2 separate regions of the Homo sapiens genome follow, and region 2 is linked to region 1. Evidence: chromatin loops called from intact Hi-C (ENCODE). Cell type or tissue: ascending aorta. All regions are shown on one strand. Links, peaks and the distances in the headings refer to the core of each region. The heading gives the core; the rest is flanking DNA.

The links. A loop is a pair of places that touch in the nucleus more often than their neighbours do. Peaks named below come from ENCODE experiments on the same cell type or tissue, not always from the same donor. Only the 100,000 strongest peaks of a DNase experiment are listed, where the experiment ranks them.
Region 2: it touches region 1 in a loop (2.6-fold over the local background); 19 of 110 quality-filtered maps call a loop at or near these places.

The regions. Positions count from the first base shown.
Region 1 is chr20:20,079,095-20,087,541 of GRCh38, forward strand. The region is part of intron 6 of CFAP61 (cilia and flagella associated protein 61); the gene reads left to right. Among named protein-coding and RNA genes, the nearest start is that of CFAP61, 31 kb to the left of the region's middle. In ascending aorta, for the core only: a CTCF peak has its summit at 4,900 (motif pointing right); DNase peaks (open chromatin) are centred at 5,587, 6,147 and 6,927; H3K27ac peaks cover 2,765 bases.
Region 2 is chr20:20,355,541-20,363,987 of GRCh38, forward strand. CFAP61 (cilia and flagella associated protein 61) reads left to right here. Exons shown (of 27, transcript NM_015585.4): 27 at 4,670-5,158. The coding sequence ends at 4,870. Among named protein-coding and RNA genes, the nearest start is that of INSM1, 8.3 kb to the right of the region's middle. RefSeq lists an enhancer at 4,905-5,199 and a silencer at 4,905-5,199. In ascending aorta, for the core only: a CTCF peak has its summit at 5,038 (motif pointing right); no DNase peak of the experiment used is centred there; H3K27me3 peaks cover 310 bases.

The sequences.
Region 1 (8,447 bases), core at 291-8,290:
TGAACTTTGGGTGAGAGGAAGGGGGCCCTCCTGCCCAGACATTGGCCTCTCCCCAACCCACAGCCTGATTTGCTCTTTTTCTCCTCTTTTTCTCTTGTTCTCATGACTCTGAACTCTGCCTTCCTCAGGACCTAGTCCTCAGTTTTCTCTCAAGCTCATCCCTTTGACTCCTCTGTGCCAACCTTGCCACTCAGTAACCAGTGCCCTACTTCTGAACTCTTGGTTTGGGGTGTGGTCTTGTCACTCCTTGAAGGGCAGAGTTTCACAGGAGAGGCCAAATTGCAGTGAGCGGAATAAATGGGAGGTAAGGAAATGAAAGCAAAGGAGTAGTCAGTGCTATTTTTTTTTTCCTTTTTGCTGGAGAAAGTCACTGCTCTTCAGAGAAGTTTTGTGTTGAAGGGAAGCAGAGAGAGGGAGGCCAGAAACCTACCTGCAGATGCTGAACATTATGCAAACAGTGTAATGTGATCCCGTTTTTCCTATCCACGTGGAGCATTTTATTTGCATTCTGAGAGCGGGGCAGCATGTCTCTTAACGAAGTTCACCAAGAAGCAGATGAACTTCAGATACATATTATCTACCTAATTTAGTTTGAGAGAAGAAAATTCCTCATATAAAATGATCTTTCATTACTTTCTTTTTATTAATAGCTAAATAATCCTCTCTTTATAAAACCCTTTGATAATGATACAAATACTAATGCAAGCCAAAGGCAGTCTGAAGAAATGGAATTTTGTGTATGAAATGACATTTTTAATTGGTTCTCTCATGTCTTTCAAATTTTTATTCCTGATTTATAAAGTGTCTCTTGTTAGTGTCAGGGGAGGCAAATAGACCCTCCTGTCCTTCAGGAAATTATATTTTTTAAAGAAATATTACCTTCAGTTTTTAAATTACAAGAATCTCCACAAATTAATTACTTAGGATCTTGTAAGTAGTGTAACAATTGTTACACTTTTATATTCATTTTAAAATCTCTCATTTTTTATGCCATTTACTAATTTTTTGGGGAGATGGGTTTATTTAATAAAATGAATTCTAGTTTCAAATCATAAAACTTAAAAGTAAAAGTTATTCTTTCATTTTTCTGTGTATGTAACTATACACACACAAGTATAGTGGCATACATGCACTCTCTCTACATATATACCTATATATATCTCCATGATCATATGTTCTGTTAATTATATTTTTCACTTAACATAGCATCTCATCATTTATCATCTTTAGAGATCAATTTCTTTCTTTTCTGATGGTGCCTGGTCCATGATGGCCTAACCATCATGTAGCTCTAATACAATTCATTTAGCTCTTGCTTATTTATGGAAATTTAATTTAAGTTGTTTCCTGTAAAAAATTTACCACTTTTTCTATAAAAAATAATACTGTAGTAAACAGCATTGTACATATATCATCCAGCATTCATATATAGTAGTGTACAACAGATAACTAAATGTGGAATTTGGTGTAGGAAATACCCAGATGTTTGCAAATTCTAAGATTTAAAAATAGATGCCACCAAATTATTCAACGTAAATATCATATCCATTTATATTCTGACCAAATAGAGTTGTTTCCTTACATCTTCATCAGTGCTGAGTATTTTCAGTTATTAAAACTGTTTCCTGGCCGGGCACAGTGGTTCACACCTGTAATCCCAGCACTTTGGGAGGCTGAGGCAGGCAGATCACGAGGTCAAGAGATTGAGACCATCTTGGCCAACATGGTGAAACCCCGTCTCTTCTAAAAATACAAAAATTAACTGGGCGTGGTGGCATGCATCTGTAGTCCCAGCTACTCGGGAGGCTGAGGCAGGAGAATCTCTTGAACCTGGGAGGCGGAGGTTGCAGTGATCCGAGATTGTGCCATTGTACTCCAGCCTGGCGACAGAGCAAGACTCCATCTCAAAAAAAAAAAGAAAAGAAAAAAGGTTCCCTGTTAGACCAAAATAGTATTTTGTTGCTTTAAATTGCATTTGTCTAAATCTGTGAGAGTTTGAGTGCCATTTTACAGGTTCCATTTTAAATGAATAAAATACTTGAATTTAAAGTAACTTCCAGTTAAGCTATCATCCTACCAGATGATTAAACATGTTCCTACAAAGTAGGCAATTCTAGACAATTCCAAAGGATTGGGCAGGGGATAGATATGAGTTACTTACAACTGACAAAGGCAAATTTCTAAAAGTATTTTCTTAAGTTTTAGTCAGGATACCCGATTTGTATCTTGGGAATTATCATTTTCTGGAGGTATGTAGGGCTTAATTAAGGACTTTCAACTTAGTTATTCAGCAAGGGATTATTGTAATAGAAAACTTGTATATAAATCCAACACTGAAAATGACATGTATAGAAGCAGCCCATTCAAAAATTCCCTATTCCTTTCACTTTTTAGTAAGGTATTGTCTGTTAATTTACTCGCTAATAGCCTACTTGTCACTCAGGATGCAGGGTGCAGGAGAAAAGATGTGGGATGTGCTCAGCCCAGTGCCAGGCTCCCAGTAAGCATTTGGTAACAGATGGTTATGGTTTGGTCTCCCTTTCTGCCTCCTTTCCTACACCCCTTCCTTCTTTTCTTCCATTTTTCTCTTGAAAACTTGAGTGCTATGGACTATAACCTTCAGTGGACAAGGTTCACAAAACTTGAAATAAACCTGGATACCTTAACCTGAGGTCTTGCACATACAGCCCCTGATGTGCCCATAGAAAATCTGAAAGAAGCAAAACACAAGAGGAATGATAGCAAAGAGGTGACAGTGGGTACTTTGCAGTGAGGAAGGGATGTTTATTAGAAGATAAGTGGACAGTAGTGAATTCGTGTGGAAATGGTGACAGTATGGCAGTCAGTGCCTTTGCCTGCAGAAGGTAGAGAGTGTGGCACATTTTAGAAAGCCCTCTATCCACATGTTCAGATTCGAGTTTTGATACTTGCAGGCACAGAATTTCATGTATCTGGAGATTGCAGTTGTGTGGACTACCTCCCTCCTTAACAACGCTAGAAAAATGGAGACTTTACAGAACATCAAATGGGCGTGGCTGTGTGCCTCTTAGGTTGCCTCCTTTCTCTTATTTCCCTCACATGTATTTTTTGACATCCGTTTCAACGATAGTTACTTGCACTGATAGTTAATGGTGAAGAACACAATTCGTAAGACACTGAACCAGTGAAGGGTTTGGGGATGTAATTATCCTTCAGCCATTTGGCTAGTGACACATTCAAAACCAATGAATTAACACTGTAATCCCCTGTCCTGTTTCTTTGATTTACCCATGTGGAAAATTATGCTGTAATCTGCCCATCTACTTAGACAGTAATTAGTGAAGTTACTGTTCTGTACTTTTCATACTATCTGAAATAAAGCATAGCTACTTCTGGACACACCTCTAAAATCTACAGTGGGCTTAATTAATCATCCATGGTGGATTTGAGATGTGTTCAGATTTAGAAACTACTGGCATGCTCTTTTTCTGGGGGAAAACCTGTCTTTTTCAAGTCCTCCTGGGGCTGGGAGGAGACTTGGCCAAGGAAAGGATTATGTGCTTTCAAACAATGTTGTGAAATAACTGGTTTCCTTAGTGGAGTATTGCTTCTTTGTTGATAACAATGGTTGATTAAATTGGCTCAACCTTGTTGCTTTTTAAAATAGATGAAAAATCTCTAATCATCAGGGAAATGCAAATTAAACCACAGTGAGATACTACTACCTTACTCCTGCAAGGATGGCCATAATTTAAAAGTCAAAAAACAGCAGATGTTGGCATGGATGTGGTGAAAAAGAACACTTTTACGCTGCTGGTGGGAATGTAAACTAGTACAACCACTATGGAAAACAGTGTGGAGATTCCTTAAAGAACTAAAAGTAGAGCTACCACTCAATCCAGCAATCCCACTACTGGGAATCTACACAAAGGAAAATAAGTTATTATATGAAAAAGATACATGTATACACACGTTTATAGCAGCACAATTTACAATTGCAAGGATATGGAACCAACCTAAGTGCCCATCGACCAATGAGTGGTTAAAGGAAATGTGATATTCATACACCGTGGAATACTACTCAGCCATAAAAATGAACAAAATAATGTCTTTTGTTGCACCTTGGATGAAGCTGGAGGCCATTATTCTAAGTGAAGTAACTCAGGAATGGAAAACCAAATACCGTATGTTCTCACTTGTAAGTGGGAGCTAAGCTATGAGGACACAAAGGCATACAGAGTGACATAGTGGACCGTGGGGGCTGGGGAGGGGGAGGTTCGGAGGGGGTGAGGAATAAAATCCAACCTATTGGGTACAGTGTACACTGCTCAGGTGATGGGTGCACTAAAATCTCAGAATTCACTACTAAGGAACTCATCCATTTGACTAAAAACCACCTGTATTCCCAAAACTATTGAAATTAAAAGAAATAAAATAGATGAAAAAAACATTCTTTAAGATTTAAGATGGGTGGTTTGTAATTACAAACTTTTAACTCTTAAGGCAATCATTTTAATGAAACATTTGATAGTCCCATGTCATGCTTTTTAGAAATCCACTTAAACTTGACTTCTGAGCAATTTCATATGAATAATTATGAATATCCTAAAGCATTCCAAAAGAAGGGATAGGGCAATTACAGATTTCCCCCAACAATCTTCATGAATAAGACTGGTAAGTGACCACCAAGTCTATGGTGGAGCCAAGTCCAGCTGGAGCCATACTAGCCCAGGATGGACGTTTAGATCAGATGTGCTTTGAAAAGCACATGACAAATTTGAGCTTAAAACCCTTCATAATTTTTAAAATCATGACATTTTCCAAGGACTAGAAGCTAAATGACTCCAAAACCCATTTGGAAGTTCTACAGTGGAATACTATATGGAGTTTAGAAATGATAGATTTGATTTTCTTAAAGAAGACCACTAGAGGTCACAAGAGATCTTGAAAAGAAAAAGGGTGCTTGGTTTTGCATACCTGAAGTGAAAGAAAAATCTAGTTGACGCCGATCTTAGGTTCTCCTACCCCATGTTGAGATGGTGTTCATGGTAAAAAGTTGGCTTAACTAGAACACACTGCATTCTCTATCACTACCACTAAATTAGATTTTCTATGACTTGTTTTCTTAATTCACTGGTTTCTTAAAATACACACACACACAGGTTTGAAGAAATATATTTATGGTGTTTGAAGTGACAACATTCAGTTGTACATTTTACAACTGTACATTTTAAAGTCCAGCTTTAAATACAAATCCTCTCTGGATATGGAGAATATCATCAGACAGGAATGAGGAGGCTGTGCCAGGATTCTGGATGCGGAGGTGGCCTGCTGCTGCTGCTGCTGCTGCTGCTGCTGCTGCTGCTGTCACTCCAGTCCTTAAGTGTGAGTTTTCCATCTGTGCATTTGCAGTGGTTTCTGTGCTGGCAGGGAAGTGATGCACACCTCTCAGACTCGAGGGAAGCAGGCCTGCAGGTTTTCCTCTGGGGCCGTAATCATGTAGTGCAGCAGCCAGGCTGTGGAGGTGATGAAGCAATGTCAGGATCTGCGTGTCACCCAGAGACCCATCAGGCTGCGAGGGAGAGTTCTGCATGTTCTGGATGTCGCGGTGCTCCTAGCAAGCTCAGCTAACCGACTGGTGGAAGTGCTGAGGGAGTTTGTCCTCACTTCTCCCCACCTTCCAGGAAGCCAGTGAGAGCTACCGGCTCATTTCTAGCTGTGGACTTAGAAGACACCCATTTCCCAAGTAGGGTGTCCTGAAAGGGGGTTGATTTCCTTAAGGTGTGTGTTCAACTCCATTTCACATGGCACAGTTTTCAGAGTCTGATGGAAATCTGGGTGTCTGAGAGATTGATAAGTGTTTATGAGGTGGACCTTTTGTTTCCTCCAGGGAAGTTAAAATAAAATATTGTATAATTGATGACGTTAACAAGCACATTGCTGCCCCCTCCAAGACACATTCAGAATGGAAGATATAAAGTAACTTTGCTTTTCGCTCAGAGAATTGTACTATTTCCGTTGCACTCTGTGCTGATCTATAAACTCCGCATCTTCATCGCCACTGGAACACTGTGCGGCCTGTCAGTGCCAGGGCATGTGACGCTGCGGTGCCAAATTCACAGTGGCTCTCCTTGCATCCTGACTTTGACAGGCAGCGCTCATTGCCTCAGAACAGTCACGTTGAAACATTTGACTGCATGAGTTGTTTTCCATAGCTGGGGTGTTTTGTTTCTGTGGGGCTGGACTTTGTCATATGCCATTTGAGACTATGTGAGGCTGATGTCATACTTTATCATTAGCACTCGGGCTGATGCAAGATCATAAATTATCAATTACCCCAAGGAATGCATTTAGCAGAACAAGTTCCTCTTTATCCATTTTGGGAAAGGGCTTAAGAGAGAGCCTCTTCAGAACTCCAAGATTTGGATGTTTTTCTATTTTTCCCAGAAGAATTCGTGTTGAGGTATGATTATGGATAACTTTGTTAACGGGCTGCTGAGGTTCATGAGCAGGCCTAGGGCTCTGGGTCTTTCGGAACCTTTATTCCTGATGTTTATAGCTACAGAGTAATATTTCTGTGTCCATCGTATATTTAAAAGCCTATGGTGCACAGTTGATTGTGTGTGATTGCTGTCTTCATTCACTTAAATGATTAGGTTATTGAATTATTTTTCCATTATTTAAAATGTCTGTTAATAAATATTGATGCAACCTTTTATTTTTGGCAAAACGTTTGAAAATGGATTTGTTGACTACTCTCTCCTAGAATTTTTTACAAATTATTCTTAGCCAATATCATCAAGGACTCTTTTTTACAGAGAAAAGCCACCACCTCTTATTAGCAATGCCCTTTTGGCAGGTTAAGTGGGGAAGTGAGTTGTTCCTGGAATGTTCTAGGCTTTTTCTGCCAAGGTTCTGAGGGCTCACGTGGAGAACAAACACTTGCTAAGGACTTAGTGTGCCCCAGAGAGCAGGCTTTAGTGCGTCATCTGTGTCTTGCAGCTATTCTTGTCCCTACCTGTTTTTTGTACATGAGAAAACCAAGTCTTAGCATTGAAGTGACTTTGCCAGTTTCTTTTTTTTTTTTCTTTCAAATTTTATTATTATTATACTTTAAGTTTTAGGGTACATGTGCACAATGTGCAGGTTTGTTACATGTGTGTACATGTGCCATACTGGTGTGCTGCACCCATTAACTCATCATTTAGTATTAGGTATATCTCCTAATGCTATCCCTCCCCCCTCCCCCCACCCCACAACAGTCCCTGGAGTGTGATGTTCCCCTTCCTGTGTCCATGTGTTCTCATTGTTCAATTCCCACCTATGAGTGAGAACATGCAGTGTTTGGTTTTTTTGTCCTTGAGATAGTTTGCTGAGAATGATGGTTTCCAGCTTCATCCATGTCCCTACAAAGGACATGAACTCATCATTTTTTATGGACTTTGCCGGTTTCTTAGTCAGTAGAGTCAGAAGGCTAAGTAGAGGGGCTGTGATGCCACCAGCATGGGACCATAGGTTCAGACTGCCCAGACGCTGCCCCTTGGGCATAAAAATTCTGCCCTTCACTGCTGTCAGTGTAAATGGGACCCTTGGCAAGGTCTCAGCACAAGGTAAGGGCCCAGTTCACGTTGGCTATTGCTGCTGGGTTACATGCTAAAGAACTGCTACAGAATTCCTTCTGTGTCCCTAAAGAGCATTTTCCGTGGTTGGGAAGATGCCACACCTTGGCCGTAAGAATTAGCACCAGAACTGGACAATATATATCCAGTGATGATCCCATCATTGGGTTCCTGGGAAGGGAAGTTGGGAGAGAAGAGTCACCGGAGGGTGTAGGGTGGAGATGAGCTTTGGAGGATGCTGGAATTGGGGATAGGCAAGGGGATCAGAGCACTGGCTAGAAATAGAGGTGGGAAGGAGGGAAGATGGTGAAGTCTCCTTCTAGAGACAATAAGTAAATCAACTTGTATCATTATTGGTGACTAGGGTGGAAAGATGCAGGCAAAGAATTTTGTGCCCATCCCAGAAACAGTGGGGAGCTTGCAAAAGTGGAGTTTTAAAAAAATAATTTCAATTTTTATTTTAGATTTAGGGGGTACATGTGCAGGTTTGTTACCCGGGTATATTGCATGATGCTGAGATTTGGGGTACAATTGATCCCATCACCCAGGTACTGAGCATAGTACTCAACAGTTTTTCAACCCATACCCTGCTCCTTCTCTCCCCTCCCTAGAAGTCCCCAGTGTCTATCGTTACCATCTTTATGTCCCTGAGTGCCCATTGTTTAGCTCCTACTTATAAGTGAAAACATGCAGTATTTGTTTTTTTGTTCCTGCATTAATTCACTTAGGGTAATGACCTTCAGCTGCAACCATGTTGCTGCAAAGGACATGATTTCATTATTTCTTATGGCTGCATGTAAAAGTTTTAAAGTAAGATGAAGAAAGCAGGGTTTTAAGAAGATTAGTGAT
Region 2 (8,447 bases), core at 275-8,274, 280 kb after region 1:
GACACTGTGAGCAGAGATGGTCACACTGTGAGGGGAGGGGGTCACACTGTGAGGGGGAAGGTGGTCACACTGTGAGAGGGGAGAAGGTCACACTAAGGGGAGGTAGTCACACTGTGAGGGGAGGTGATCACACTAAGGGGAGGTGGTCACACTGTGAGAGGAGGTGGTCACACTGTGAGGGGAGGTCACACTGAGGGGAGGTAGTGACACTATGAGCAGAGATGGTCACACTGTGAGGGGAGGTGGTCACACTGAGGGGAGGTAGTGACACTGTGAGCAGAGATGGTCACACTGTGAGGGGAGGTGGTCACACTGAGGGGAGGTAGTCACACTGTGAGGGGAGGTGGTCACACTGTGAGGGGAGGTGGTCACACTGAGGGGAGGTAGTGACACTGTGAGCAGAGATGGTCACACTGTAAGGGGAGGTGATCACACTGTGAGGGGACGTCACACTGTGAGGGGAGGTGGTCACACTGTGAGAGGGGAGGTGACCACACAGGGGAGGTGGTCACACTGAGGGGAGGTAGTGACACTGTGAGCAGAGATGGTCACACTGTGAGGGGAGGTGGTCACACTGAGGGGAGGTAGTCACACTGAGAGGAGGTGGTCACACTGAGGGGAAGTGGTCACACTGAGGGGGGGTGGTCACACTGAGGGGAGGTGGTCATACTGTGAGTGAGGAGCTAGTCACACTGAGGGGAGGGGTCATACTGCGAGTGGAGGTAGTCACACTGTGAAGGGTGGTAGTCACACTGAGAGGAGGTGGTCACACTGAGGGGAAGTGGTCACACTGAGGGGAGGTGGTCATACTGTGAGGGGAAGTGGTCACACTGAGGGGAGGTGGTCATAGTGTGAGGGGAGGTGGTCACACTGAGGGGAGGTGGTCACACTGAGGGGAGGTGGTCACAGTGTGAGGGGAGGTGGTCACACTGAGGGGAGGTGGTCACAGTGTGAGGGGAGATGGTCACACTGAGGGGAGGTGGTCACAGTGTGAGGGGAGGTGGTCACACTGAGGGGAGGTGGTCATAGTGTGAGGGGAGGTGGTCACACTGGGGAGGTGGTCACACTGTGAGGGGAGGTGGTCACACTGAGAGGAGGTGGTCACACTGAGGGGAAGTGGTCACACTGAGGGGAGGTGGTCATAGTGTGAGGGGAGGTGGTCACACTGGGGAGGTGGTCACACTGTGAGGGGAGGTGGTCACACTGAGAGGAGGTGGTCACACTGAGGGGAAGTGGTCACACTGAGGGGAGGTGGTCACACTGAGGGGAGGTGGTCATAGTGTGAGGGGAGGTGGTCACACTGGGGAGGTGGTCACACTGTGAGGGGAGGTGGTCACACTGAGAGGAGGTGGTCACACTGAGGGGAAGTGGTCACACTGAGGGGAGGTGGTCACACTGAGGGGAGGTGGTCATAGTGTGAGGGGAGGTGGTCACACTGGGGAGGTGGTCACACTGTGAGGGGAGGTGGTCACACTGTGAGGGGAGGTGGTCACACTGAGAGGAGGTGGTCACACTGAGGGGAAGTGGTCACACTGAGAGGAGGTGGTCACACTGAGGGGAGGTGGTCATACTGTGAGTGAGGAGGTAGTCACACTGAGGGGAAGTGGTCACACTGAGGGGAGGTGGTCACACTGAGGGGAGGTGGTCATACTGTGAGTGAGGAGGTAGTCACACTGAGGGGAGGGGGTCATACTGCGAGTGGAGGTAGTCACACTGTGAAGGGTGGTAGTCACACTGAGAGGAGGTGGTCACACTGAGGGGAAGTGGTCACACTGAGGGGAGGTGGTCATACTGTGAGGGGAAGTGGTCACACTGAGGGGAGGTGGTCATAGTGTGAGGGGAGGTGGTCACACTGAGGGGAGGTGGTCACAGTGTGAGGGGAGGTGGTCACACTGAGGGGAGGTGGTCACAGTGTGCGGGGAGGTGGTCATACTGAGGGGAGGTGGTCACACTGAGGGGAGGTGGTCACACTGAGGGGAGGTGGTCATACTGTGAGTGAGGAGGTAGTCACACTGAGGGGAGGGGGTCATACTGCGAGTGGAGGTAGTCACACTGTGAAGGGTGGTAGTCACACTGAGAGGAGGTGGTCACACTGAGGGGAAGTGGTCACACTGAGGGGAGGTGGTCATACTGTGAGGGGAAGTGGTCACACTGAGGGGAGGTGGTCATAGTGTGAGGGGAGGTGGTCACACTGAGGGGAGGTGGTCACAGTGTGAGGGGAGGTGGTCACACTGAGGGGAGGTGGTCACAGTGTGCGGGGAGGTGGTCATACTGAGGGGAGGTGGTCACAGTGTGAGGGGAGGTGGTCACAGTGTGAGGGGAGGTGGTCACACTGAGGGGAGGTGGTCATAGTGTGAGGGGAGGTGGTCACACTGAGGGGAGGTGGTCACACTGAGGGAAGGTGGTCACACTGAGGGGAGGTGGTCATAGTGTGAGGGGAGGTGGTCATAGTGTGAGGGGAGGTGGTCACAGTGTGAGGGGAGGTGGTCACACTGAGGAGAGGTGGTCATAGTGTGAGGGGAGGTGGTCACACTGAGGGGAGGTGGTCACACTGTGAGGGGAGGTGGGCACACTGTGAGGGGTGGTAGTCACACTGAGAGGAGGTGGTCACACTGAGGGGAGGTGGTCACACTGAGGGGAAGTGGTCACACTGAGGGGAATGGTCATACTGTGAGGGGAGGTGGTCACACTGAGGGGAAGTGGTCACACTGAGGGGAATGGTCATACTGTGAGGGGAGGTGGTCACACTGTGAAAGAAGATGATCACAGTATGAGAGGTCATCCTTCAAGAGGCAAGTGCCCAAAAATCTGTTTATAATCTAGAGCAATATTTGCCTGAAATAAACTTTAAAAGTGGTTTTACGCTATTTAACCCAGTGTCAGAACAGCAGCATACAATATGAGCTCAAAATCTTGTATAATTTTAGTAAGGTAATTGTTTTTGGTTGGTTTGATACAATTCTCCAGAAAAATTAAGGAAGAAAGAGCCAACCTCATACACATTGCAGAATATATCCACGAGGCCTTACTGGTGGCACCCAAAGTTTTCAGAACCTCCCAGTACTTAGTTGTGAGAATCAGTTGCTTTTTCCCTATCACTGCCTTTATTGCTCTAGTTTAAATCTGAATTCCTGCAACCCTCACTGACTGCTCTTTCCAATGTGTGCATAATCTCCAGCACCCCGTTGTGTCTTGCTTAGCCAAGTGGCAATGACTTTATGCCTCCATATAGCTTGAGTCTGTTTTCCTATCTATAAGCTCTTATCACTAGTAAGTTAATAATCCAACAAAACCCTGCAAGGAATTGCCTTTTCTATTCAAAATAGAAGGAATTATTGGAAGTTGAAATAAATGTACCATCAGAGTCCACAGACTCTTGATCTAGGGTGATGTTCAAGAATCACAGTGTTTGGAAAGCAGCCAGCTCAACCCTGGGGGATGTGCTTTCTAGAAGTACCCTGCTCTGGAGGGCAGATATGCAGTGGTGAAGCAAATATAGCAGATGTTAACTGTGGAGTCCAGGTGCAGGTGTGCAGGTGTTCAGTGGACAATTCTTCAACTTGTCTCTGAAAATTTTTATAATGAAATGTTAGGAAAATCTCTACTACACTGTACCTATGTGCAGCATAAGATTCTCAGCTTCAAACAACTTTATTCTTTCTGAGCCCTACCTTTTTAAATATATCAATAAAATTTGACTTGATTGTGAATTTATTCTAAGGTTTTAAAATCCCACTTCTTGGGAATTATAAGCAAGAAAACTTTTCATATAGGACCTTTCAAGTAAAAAGGTTTAATCACTCCTTTTTTTTATTTTTAAATTTTTTTATTTTTAAAACAGAGGCAGGGCGTGGTGGCTCATGCCTGTAATCCCAGCACTTTGGGAGGCCGAGGTGGGCAGATCACCTGAGGTCGGGAGTTCAAGACCAGCCTGACCAACATGGAGAGACCCTGTCCCTACTAAATATACAAAATTAGCCAGGCATGGTGGGCCATGCCTGTAGTCCCAGCTACTTGGGAGGCTGAGGCAGGAGAATAGTTTGAACCTGGTAGGCGGAGGTTGCAGTGAGCCGAGATCATGCCATTGCACTCCAGCCTGGGCAACAACAGCGAAATTCCGTCTCAAAAAGCAAAAAACAAAACAACAACAACAACAAAACAAGTATGATCTACAGATGATTTTTATCTGAAAATGAAGGGCTTGAAATGACTAACCTGGATGACTCTTGAGGACATTATGCTAAGTGATATAAGCCAGTCACAAAAAAAAGTACTACAGGGTTCCACTCATATGAGATGCCTGCGTAGTCACATTCATAGAGACAGAGGTGGTTTCCAGGGCCTGGAGGATGGGAGGGTACGGAGCTGGTGTTTAATGGAGACAGCGTTTCAGCTGACGAAGATGAGAAAGTCCTGGAGATGGACAGTGGTGAGGGTTACACAGCAATGTGAATGTACTTCATGCCACTGAACTGTACACCTAAAAATTATTAAAATAAGACATGTTGTGTATACTTTGCCACAATTAAAAATAAATTTTCAAAAGCTAGAAAAAAAATGACCATCCTTGCAGAGCTGACTACTGTTGTTTTCATTCTCATGAAACTGCCGTTACAACTGTGCAGGGTCCAATTAATTTCTGTATCTGGCCTCTTACTGTGTTTTACAGGAGGAAGATCTTCCTTCCATAGAGCAGTTAGCCCATCAAATAGAAGATGAGGAAATCAACCCGACTGAGAAGCCCAGGCAATACCTCAAAAGAGTTTTTGAGGAATCCATCTACAAAACCCTGGTGGAGAGAAGCACTCTTGACTACCTGCACTATAACCGCTACCACCTGCCCATGTACGCGTGGCCAGGCATCGTTTAGTTGTAGGCAGGGTCTCCCCTTTATGGTTTTCATTTATTTAGTTCCTGGAAACGCGCTCTGTAGAAATAGAAAAGTTCTCTGCAGCCTGGTTTGACAGCGAAGCCAGCCCCTGGTGGTTTTGTTCATTCCTTTCCTTCCCTGACTTATGCCTGTAGTTTTCTATCATCCCAGTAGGTGGCACACGGCCGTGTGCCTCTCTTCTGGGGCAGGCTCGCTTTACAAATCCCAGGCATGTTCCTGTGCAGAATAATCCATTTCAGCAATAAAATGAGATCATAGTGTGTAAAACTTGTTTTTACCTTGGGTGTGATTCTGTTTGATTTCCTGGAAACTTCCGCTGCCAGTCTTGTTAGTTCTTCACATGTTTACCCAGCAGTACTTGTGGGTGATAAAAAAGAAAATGTGCCCAGAATGGAAAATTAGTAAACAGATGATGAGAAATTAAATCTGCAGTCCAACATAAGAAGCAGTGATTGTGTAGGAAAGCTTACATGACCTTTGGAAAGGAGGAGGCTGTATTTCTGTTTCAAATTGCAGATGAGGAGCATAAAGTCACAGAAAAGTTGGGTGCTCAAGGGGTTCACACATAGGTTTTAGATTAGAACGTGGTAACGTGGTAATGGGAAGTTCATCAAAGTTCATTTTCTTTGATCCTTAGCACTGTTGCTTTGCATTGAGGGGGGCGGGGTGAAGGGGTCCCTAGTACATGTCAACTCTAATGTGGATCAGAAACCCTTTTTCTTATAAATAAAGCAAATTAATTGCCCACTAGTAACTAACTGCATGGATTCAGGAATGAGGGGGAACAACACATAAGATTGTGCTCATTTATTGGGTCTCTCAGTAGACAGTGTGACACAATTTTTCACAGCAGGGCTTAAAACTGGTTTTTGTGAACAATTCCAGTTTTTTCTTCATGTGTTGTATTTTATGTAAATGTTGAGCAAAAGTTGGCACAAGATAAGGGATACACAACTATTAGAAGGAAAGTCAGAGCTGGCATTACAGCACTGTGTACACATTATCAAACTCTCTGCTGCAAACTGCCAACTTGTTGGAACTGCAAAGTTATTTGATATTGATATTTCTGCAAAATAAAATTGTTCCAGAATACTGGACTCTTGATTTTCCCAAGGCAGGCAAAAGCAAGCAATAAATGCTCCTAATTCCTTCACATGCACGTTTTCCGCAAATGCATGGGTCACTGGGGGGAGGGTCCAGCATTGGCCATATGGTACACACTGTGTCACTTGAATGGGGAACAATTGCTACTGGTCCACTCTTCAGAATTCAGACCCAGCACACGTGGAACCATATTTCAGGGGCTGGTGAATGAGTCAGCTCAAGCAACTCTCCTCCCCTGTCCCATTCCCCTGAAAGGACCTGGGTCAAACTCATAAGCAAAAGGAGTAAGTTTCTGTGACAGGTCCTGGGACCCCTGGATGCAGATTAACAGAACAATCTCGGAGGATCAACAGTTATGACTTCTGTGACCAAGTATTAGCATTAAAAAGCCTCCAGTCACATAAAAGTGACCCCAAATGACAATGTCAACCTTAATACCAAATCATGCATAAATGTGACAGTAAGTTTTCCTTTGCTGCCTTTTGAAAAAGGAGTGTTAGTGCTCCATAAGTATCACAGCAGACTTGAAAATATCTAGAATATATTTTAGTGTACAAAGTATATTGGGTGACATTATTTTAATCCTTATCTCACACTTCGAAAGTGGGTAATTTACAAGCTATTTAGCATAGATGCTAAATAATTTCCTGAATCTAAGAATCTTAGCATATCTGTTCAGACTTGAAAACTTTATCACTGAACAAGTTGCCTAAGAATAAAAGAGGAATTCAAGAGTTGTTGGTTATAACTTGCAATTGACTATTCTAAGGGCTTTGGGAAAATAACGGTGAAGATAAAGCCTGGCTTTTAAAAGGAAGGGCTTGAAACAGACCAATATTTGGACTTGGCTTGCACAAGGCATGAATTCCGTAAGTGGATTGAATGCTTGGCGTCTCTACATATTTCAGCACTTGCTGCTGAGCTGGGGACATCTTGGGCTGTAAGCCTGATCTTGGAATTCTACAGTTTTAAGCAAAGAATATTAATCAGAAAATACCAAAGTTAATTTTCCAAAGTTTTATTCCCCCAAATCACATGCAACAACCCCGCCTTCTGATGCCTCTAATTGCTCTCCCAACAGATGTCAGTTTTTAATAAAGAGTGTAACCACCGCCTTTCCAAAAATGGCTTATTATGGTTTTACTACACTCAAACATCACAGGAGGGCAAGAGAAAAATCAACGATGAAGTGAGGGAGGGAAGGAAATATGGCATGGAGCATAAAATGTAAAGCCAGCCAATCAATATTTACCCTTTCAAGAGGGAGAGAGAGAGAGGAGGGAGGGAGGGAGGGAGGGAGAGAGAGAGAGAGAGGGTGCGCATCCGAGTGAGCCAGTGTTAGCCAAGAAGCAGGGAGCAGGGCTCGAAAGTCGCTGAGCGCCGAGTGCGAGGAGCTGTTGATTGTTTTCTGGTTGAAAGAAGAAGTGATGATAAGGCTGGGATAAAGTGAGCGCCGGCAGGGGCGCAGAGCCCGCAGCTGTATGCTAATGCTCACAGAAACCAAGCCTCCGCGTCCCCCATTAAAGCAGGCGACCAGGAGGCCACACATCACTGAACAAATAGGCTCTCTCTAGACAAATAAAATAACACACGTTGGCCTGTGGGGAGTGGGGGGAGAGTAAGAGCAGGGAGAAGAGTGGGGGGAGAGTAAAGGAGGGGGGAGAGAGAGAAGGAAAGAGAGAAGGGGAGAGGAATGGGAGACTGGGAGAGAGGTGGGGGGGAAGAGAGGGAGAGAAGACAGAAACAAGCGAGGGAAGAGACAGGAGAGAGGGACGAGAGGAGAGAGGGGAGCAGAAAGACAGCAAAGAGGGCTGGGGGAACTGGATGGGGAGGGAGGGACAGTGGGAAGAAGGGGCTGGGAGAGAAGAAGGGGGCCAGTTATGGGGGGGACACCACAGGTCGGGGGGGGGATTAGGAGTGAAAGAGATGGGAGAGAGAGGAGAAGGAGGGAGAGGTGACACCGTGGGGAGCAAGAAAGGAGGGGAAAGAAAAGAAAGGAAGAGACAGAAGGAGAGAGAAGGACAGGAGGAGGGAGAGGAGGCGGATGACACAAGGAGGGAACCAGAGGGCGAGGGAGGAGAGCAGGGACGGGAGAAGAGGGAAAGGCGGAGGAGAGAGGAACGGCGGTGGGGGGGGAGGAGCACCCGCCAACCCCATAGCAAGAACGCTCGCCAGGGTAGAAAGTATGCCCTTGTGGACCCCAGGAGTCTGGCTGCCTCTTCGTCCTCCTGCGGCAGGCGAGGCGGGGTGCAGGTGTGAGTGGGGTGGGAGGAAGGGGAAAGGATCGGGGTCGCCGCAGCCTTTCTGGTCAGTTTCGCTGGGTTTTGTCAGTTCCGTTTGAGACCGAGGCGCACGGACTAGCGGCCGCCAGCACCTCACAGGTGGAGGACACCTCTTGCGCCCCAAGGTCAATGTCATCCCGATGGGTCCCGTGCCGTCCTGACTCTCCCTG